3 separate regions of the Mus musculus genome follow, and regions 1 and 2 are each linked to region 3. Evidence: chromatin loops called from intact Hi-C (ENCODE). Cell type or tissue: heart. All regions are shown on one strand.

What was found. Hi-C counts contacts between places; a loop is a spot of excess contacts. Peaks named below come from ENCODE experiments on the same cell type or tissue, not always from the same donor. Only the 100,000 strongest peaks of a DNase experiment are listed, where the experiment ranks them.
Region 1: a loop joins it to region 3, with 2.4 times the contacts of the local background. A loop is called at or near these places in 6 of 42 quality-filtered maps.
Region 2: a loop joins it to region 3, with 2.6 times the contacts of the local background. A loop is called at or near these places in 26 of 42 quality-filtered maps.

What each region holds. Positions count from the first base shown.
Region 1 is chr16:32,272,409-32,274,908 of GRCm38, reverse strand. It overlaps Smco1 (single-pass membrane protein with coiled-coil domains 1), which reads right to left. Exons shown (of 3, transcript NM_183283.3): 2 at 1,604-1,753; 3 at 128-1,196. The coding sequence ends at 752. Among named protein-coding and RNA genes, the nearest start is that of Smco1, 2.2 kb to the right of the region's middle. In heart, a CTCF peak has its summit at 1,356; no DNase peak of the experiment used is centred here.
Region 2 is chr16:32,523,013-32,525,512 of GRCm38, reverse strand. No RefSeq gene overlaps it. Among named protein-coding and RNA genes, the nearest start is that of Zdhhc19, 28 kb to the right of the region's middle. In heart, no CTCF peak of the experiment used is centred here; a DNase peak (open chromatin) is centred at 1,352; H3K27ac peaks cover 1,835 bases.
Region 3 is chr16:32,607,570-32,610,069 of GRCm38, reverse strand. It overlaps Tfrc (transferrin receptor), which reads right to left and starts at 1,174. Exons shown (of 19, transcript NM_011638.4): 1 at 1,034-1,174. In heart, a CTCF peak has its summit at 1,089; a DNase peak (open chromatin) is centred at 1,179; H3K4me3 peaks cover 1,622 bases; H3K27ac peaks cover 2,500 bases.

The DNA of each region.
Region 1 (2,500 bases), 340 kb after region 3:
ACAGACACAGAGAAACTATGTCGTGAACAAAAAATTGTGTGTGTGTGTGTGTGTGTGTGTGTATAAAATTGTTTTTGCCCCTTTTTGTATATAACATTATAAATAAAACACCAAATCTGAGTAATGATTCCATATAAATTTCTTTATTATGTATTTGGTGGTATCAGGGATTGAACTCAGGGCCTCATACATACAAAAAAAAAATGTAGCTGGGTGGTGGTGGCGCACGCCTTTAATCCCAGCACTCGGGAGGCAGAGGCAGGCTGATTTCTGAGTTCGAGGCCAGCCTGGTCTACAGAGTGAGTTCCAGGACAGCCAGGACTACACAGAGAAACCCTGTCTCGAAAAACCAAAAAAAAAAAAAAAAAATGTACTCTGGGCTACACCCCAAATTCTACTTCATTATAAAATATTTGCTTCTTTTTCAAATATGGCTACACACACAATGTACATTGTATCCATTTGTCATAATTTCTTTAATGTTCCTTCCACTTTTGCTATAAAATAAGCCTATAAAAATTAAATTATGCATTTTTTTGGTTTTTAAAATACAAATGACCGCCGGGCAGTGGTGGCGCACGCCTTTAATCCCAGCACTTGGGAGGCAGAGGCAGGTGGATTTCTGAGTTCAAGGCCAGCCTGGTCTACAGAGTGAGTTCCAGGACAGCCAGGGCCGTACAGAGAAACCCTGTCTTGGGGGAAAAAAAATACAAATGACCGAGAGTGGAACTGCTGGGTCAAAGGTAACAGGTTAGTCTTTAACTGGGGGCATCAACTCTTTTAGGGGTGCCCTTGAGTTTTCAGGGTCCTGTGCTTGTTTCCCCTTCTCGATGATCTGAACAGCTCTAAGCAATCCATCCTGTAGAGCCTGGTTCTTTACCATGTTGGTGATCATGAAGGAAACATCTTTGATGTACATCCGTCTTACGTTGGCAGCATAGTGCTCTCCTTTGTTGCCATGTACAATGAAGAAGGTACAGAGTGCTGAGACATCCCTCTCCTGCAGCCCGTACTCCTGCAGGACAGACTCCCACACAAGCCTAACATGCTTGTTCTTGGCTTTTCTTCTAAGGACAGAGGCTAAGGTCGGGAGACTTCTCACCAGGTCTGGGAGTTTCTGAAGCATTCGAGTGTGCAAGCAAATAAGGACCTCGATGACATAGCTGTATACAATATTCAGTTCCATTGAGGTGAACCTATGAAAAACGGGCAAAGCTCCTTAAATGGAACATTTCATGCACAAACAAAAGCTGCATTTGATTATGTTGGTGCAATGTAAACCCTCTAGAAAAAACAGCTGCGAATTTCGGAAGTATGACCTGCACCAACTGCATAGCCAAGTTCCCAGGCCACCCATAGGGGGCGCTGTGCATGGAGCAGGAACTTCTTTACTCCCTTCCCATCAGTAAGACAGCAGGTAAGAGACCCAGAAAGTGTATGCTGCAGTGCCTGGCAGGTAAACAGGTGCTCAGACTAACGCCTTCTGTGTGGAGGAACCGAGCCCAAGCGACACCTGTGGGGATCGTGCCAAGCTCGGTTTTGGAATAGCCACTAAAAGCTCTCACAAAGCCACAAAAGCCAGGATTTCTTAACCACTGCTCACCCAAGGGCCAGAGCTGCTGTCCATATCTCATCCTGGGCTGCTTGGCTTGCCAAAGTCTTGCTATGGTGTTCAAATCGAAGCGTCAGATTATCCTTGGTGACGTCCAGTTCTTTGAACTGTGTGTCTAGAGCTCTGAGCTTGTTGTCTACTCTACAGGGTTAAAGAATCAAAGGAAGTTCAGGTCAAGAGAAACCTAGAGCTCTAACAGGTTATTTATGCCCCTACCAAGTTTACACAGGCACTGTAGTTAAATTGCTAACAGGGTTCTTTTCATTTGCTCTGTGTGTGTGTGTGTGTGTGTGTGTGTGTGTGTGTGTGTGTGTGTGTACGCGCGCACGAGGGCACGTGCAAGCGCACACACGTGTGCACGTGTGTTAATGGTGGTGCTGGAGATTGAACCTAGGGTCATTCCTTCTCTAGGCAAGAGAAGACTGTGGGAAGTCCTTGCTCTCTACAGGCCTGCCTCTACCACCCAGACCTCTTTTATTTTAGTTTGCTTTTCATAAAGCGTAAATTCTAGAGAGGAGACCAAGGGTCATTTCTGCCAATCCTAAAAAGAACTTTTAAATTTAAAATATAAATCTGAGTGTAATGTTTCCAATCCTAGCCTGTTTAAAAGCTTCACAGGTTTATTCAGTTGTTTGAACTGGAAATCTAAGAATAATCTCAACGCTCCTTCAGCTGATCTCTATCTAACCCAGCTCCTGCTTGCCGTCCGCAGTAAGCCAGTCCACCATCTTTCAGCAGGTCCTAGGACTACAGGAGTTCACTGGACCCTTGCACTGGTCTGCAATTCATCCTCCACACACTTCTCTAAAGTACTATTGTGATCCTTTAACTCAGCTAGAAACATATCTGTTTTGCACCCAGACTTTAGGGCCAAATCAGATCTCCTCA
Region 2 (2,500 bases), 85 kb after region 3:
TTGACTGACTAATGAGTGAGTTCCAGGTTCAGTTAGAGACCCTATTTAAAGCAGTGAGGTGGAGTGGAGACAAGGATACCAGTTGACCTAGACCTCTGGCCTCCTCATGGACATGCATGCACACACAACTGCATGCACAGCTGGACACATCCATAGGATATGCACATACACACCCACACAAGAAATAACACTCATATAATAAAGAATATTAGAACAAACCCATTGCCTGCCCAAGAAACAGAAGACTGCGGCTGGTAATGTAGCACAGTGGTAGAGTATGGCTTAGCCCTGTGACTGAATCCCAGGCTAAAAAATACTTTAAAAATGAGAAAGACTAGGCCGGGCAGTGGTGGTGCACGCCTTTAATCCCAGCACTTGGGAGGCAGAGGCATGCAGATTTCTGAGTTCGAAACCAGCCTGGTCTACTAAGTGAGTTCCAGGACAGTCAGGGATACACAGAGAAACCCTGTCTCAGAAAAAAACAAATGAGAAAGACTATCAAGGCATGTTAAGGCCCCACCCATCCCCCACCCCCATCGATGCCCACAGGTAACCACTATTCCAAGTTTAACTTTTATCCCTTACACTTTTATCCCTTACACTTTCCTGGACTCATAGCTTTAGGCCTCCAGACATTTTATTAGTGCTGCCATATTTGTCTTTATTGTTACAGACTGAACTGTATCCCTTCAGACAGGTGGGTTAGGAGTTGTAACCATAACCAGGTACTTCAGAACGTGACTTTATTTGGAGATGGGGTCTCTGTGGAGGCTCATAAGTTGAAACAAGGTCATTGAATGGGCCCTAATCCAATATGACTGGAGTCCTTACCAAAGCAGGAAACGTGGACTTGGAGGGGCTTCTGAAGTCTACTGTGGGGCTGCCAGAAGCCACACCCTACCCCAGAGCCTTCCCAGGTGGCTCTGCTGGCCCTGTGGCCCGGGGCTGGGCTCCCAGTCTCCAAAACAGTTGGGTGAGCAGTCAGTGGGCAATGTACTGTTACAATGCGTCATCATACCTCATTCTGTACTGCTCTGCCCTTGAAACTGGCTTGCAAGTGAAGCTGAGGTGATTCATTTTCTGTGCCAGATCCCATTACGATACACCACGATGTCTCCATTTGTCCTTGAAAAGCTACATGGCTTGATTACAGAGGTTTTTAAATTATTCATATCTGTGTACTCCCGGCTAGTCTGCAGCCTCAGACAGGGTTGTTTAGGGGTTCTTTGTTCTCATGGGGAAAGGAGTTGTCCTGTCTCTTGTCCTGTTAATACCCCAGGAGCTCAAGTACCTCTGGGGTAAAGAGAGCAAACACAAGCCCTAAGTGGGTAGGAGCAGCCAAGCAATAACACTTGGCAGGATAATTCACTGGCTCTCCCTAGGGAGTGGGGCTGACAGCTGCGGCAGGCAGTGAGTGTCCTCTCTGCCCTGCATGCTCCTGAGTACTGGGTTAAACCCTCCTTTTATGTTTGCCTATCTGACGAGTGACATCCGAGTGTACTTTTGGTGTCTAATAAAGTCCTGACGTGTTTCCTGGCAACACCTGTTCTGTTTACACAAGACACCCACTCGCTCTTCCTCAACTTTACCCTATTCTTAGGCATTCTTTATATAAGCATTGCATGAGTGTCATGATTGTCCTTATACATGTCTTTTTGTTATATTTATGGTGTCCCTTTATGAACACAAGCTCCTCTTTCTTCTTAAATACTTTCCTGCGCCTCCTCCTCTGCAGTTAAAGGTTCACAGCCAAACTGACCAGAAGACACAGAGGGTCCTGAAACACCTTCTGGAGGAATCCTTCATGCTCCTTGAAGCACTCTCTGGCTAGGAGACAGAGCTTAGGCAAGCCTTGGCTGGGTGCCTGCTATCCTGGCCATAAGTCACTGGGAGAGGCTCAGGGCAGACCAAGCAGGCCAAAGGAGCTTGCAGAAAAGCTTAGAAGTAGCAGAAAGACCTGCTCAGGATCTTGATTGTAGAGGTGGCTTTATAGGTGTGTACACGAAACACCAAAATTGACTTTAAAATTAAAATCGAACAACTTTTTTTTACAATGTTATTTTTTCATTATTGTGTGTGTGCTCACACATGCATGTTGAGTATATATGTAGTGTACACATGTGTATAGTGGATGCTTACAGAGAGCAGAGGAGACTTTTCAATCTCTTCCCCATTCTTTTTGTTTTTTGAGACAGGATTTCTCAGTAGAACCTTGGCTGTCCTGGAACTCACTCTGTAGACCAGGCTGGCCTCAGACTCACAGAGATCTGCCTGCTTCTGCCTCCCAAGAGTTGGGAGTGTACCACCACCACCCGTCTTTTTTTTTTTTTTTAAATTGTGCATGTGCGCATGGCATGCCCTCTAAGGTGGTGGCACACTCCCATGTCACACATAGAAGTCAGAGTGTTAAGCATGAGGCTCACGAGAAAAGAACAAATCCATGGTTGTCCAGTTAAAGCTAGCTGTATTTTAGGGTACACCTGGGACTGGCCAGCTGGCT
Region 3 (2,500 bases):
AGATAACATCCTGAATCAGCTTAAATGTCTTTGTCAAAGAGGTCATATTTCACAGCTCAGAGCCAACTCATCTAATCTTAGAATAAAAGTATCAGGTAGCCGAGAATTTCTGTAACACAACTATTTCCCACTTAAATCCTATTTAAAAAAAAATAGCACAGAATAGCCGAGAATTTCTGTAACACAACTATTTCCCACTTAAATCCTATTTTAAAAAAATAGCACAGAAACTGAACAGCAATCCAGTCCAGTCTTCTGCCTAAGTATAAGGAGATCATTTCATTTTACGCTCGGGACAAAGTGTGCTAACTGAAAAATTTGCAAATGCAGTTTTCTTACCCTCAAACACCATTTTAGAGAGCTGTCCAACACCAGGGTGCACGCTGGTTCTCTACAGCTAGTTCTAAAAGAGCTCGTACAAAGAGGTCGTATTTCTACGTTCTCCCATCTTAGGAGATGCTAGAGACGTTCTTAGTATTACCTGCAGCGTTCAGACCTATTCTGCCCTAGAAAAATGAGATTCCACACGCTGGGCCAAGAGGGAGAGACTGGCAAAAAAACCGACCAGGTGGTGCCGAAGTTCCAACGTGCAGTTATTGGAAGCTCCCCCCGCCCCTCTAAATGTCCGTGACACTAGTAACCGAATAGAAAACAGCTTTGTCCTTTTCAGCTGTGACGCCCTCCTGCGAGGGGCCCCAAGGTCACCCACGTACCCCGACAGCCGTTCCCTGGGGCGACTTCCTCCAGCCGCCACCACGTGCTCCCGGCGGAACAAGCCTGCGCCTCAGCGTGGTGACTCTCGAACCCGCGGCCTAGCACTGGCCTGCGAAGGCCCGGAGGACCCGAGGGGCGCAGGGTACAGCGGCTCCCCACACCCACCGCGCTGCACCTGCAACCCGCGCTCCTCAGCCCCGGACTCCGCGACACCCCTCCGCCTCCCCGCCCGCACCACCCAGGCCCTGGCGTCTCGCTCTGGTCCGCCCGCCACGCGAGGACCACGATGGGCCGTGCCGCTGACAAGGGAGTCACTCACTAGGAAGCGCCTCTACAGTCCGCAATGCAGCAGCCCGCGCTCCGCACGCCTTCTGAAGGCAGCGCTGCCTCCCACCCAAAGCTTATAGCTCGGCCCCACCCCCCGGCCGGCCCTCTGGATCTACGTCACTTCCTTCCGCACGTACACCTACCGAGGTGCTCCCCCAAGACCGCTGGAGGCGAACTGCGCGCGCAGCCAGTGCGTGCGCGGAGTAGCCTAGAAAAGGCGCCAAGGCGGCAGGTGTCGGGAGAGCGCGTGCGATTGGCTGCGGCTCGCTTTCTCCACCGCACCCCTCCCCCGCCGTGTCTTTGGAGTTGGCCTGTCGCCCTCCGCCTAACCTTGACCGACACCCAACCCTGCGGTGCAAGTTCGAAAGTATCAGCCTTTACTCTTTAAAATATTCCTACTTGCAGGCTTAGGTCTCCGCCAAAACCATATCCTAAAGACGAGTTTTTGCAGCTCAGAGATGCTTTAAAGGAAAAACTTTAAAGCAAAACTGCAAATCTTTTTTTTTTTTTTTTTTAGATTTTAACAAGCAGCGCTTAAGCCAAGCAAAGAGCTACCAGTGCTCACTATGTTCAGCCTATGGAAGGGAAATAGGAACCAATGATTTACTAGGGTGATAAAGTTGTAGATTAACTTGCATGTTTATCGCCATTATTGCTTTTAGAGGGTTGTTGCAATGCATAGCAAATAAAAGGAGTTCTGTTAAAACTGCAAACGTTCACACTCTTTTCTTCCTATCTGTACTTTACTGCCCAGCCTGTGGTAAATTTACAAATAACAAAGAGAGTGGTATCTTAAACCACAACAGGACTACAGATAGCGCGCTCCCAGATGGAGCCCTTAGGGACCCTGGGAATGTCTTTTAAAGTACTAATCTACTTCCCAGCCACGAATTTGACCTTTGGCTTATCTGCTCTAAAATTCAACGCGTATTTGGGATTTACTAACTGCTGGTCCCTTTAGACCCTTCTTTGTCCAAATTGTACTACTCCAGAAAATATATATAAAGCCAGAGCACACAGCCATTGAGAGATCTCTGAAATTCAGACCATAAGCAGGTCTTGGTGGCACAGGCCTTAATTCCAGTGAAAGGCAGAGCAGGCATATCTCTTGAGTTCAGGCCAGCCTGGTCTACATAGAGAGTTCCAGAACAACCAGGGCTACAAAAAGAAACCCTGTCTAAAAACAATAAAACAAAAAACAAAAAAGGAAGAGGAAGAGGAAGAAGAGGGGGTAAGGAAGAGGAGGAGGGAGAGGGGGATGGGAGAGAAGAGGAAGAGGAAGGGGAAGAGGAAGAGGAAGAAGAAAAAAAAAAGAAGAAATAATGATTCCGGCTATAGACTGAGTCCCTGTAAGAGAAGCACAGAAGCACACAGCAGTGTTTGGTACCCCCATAGCTCAGAATTTGGAGCAGAAAGATGGGTGACTTCCAGGCCAGCTTAGGCTGTACAGCAAGAACCT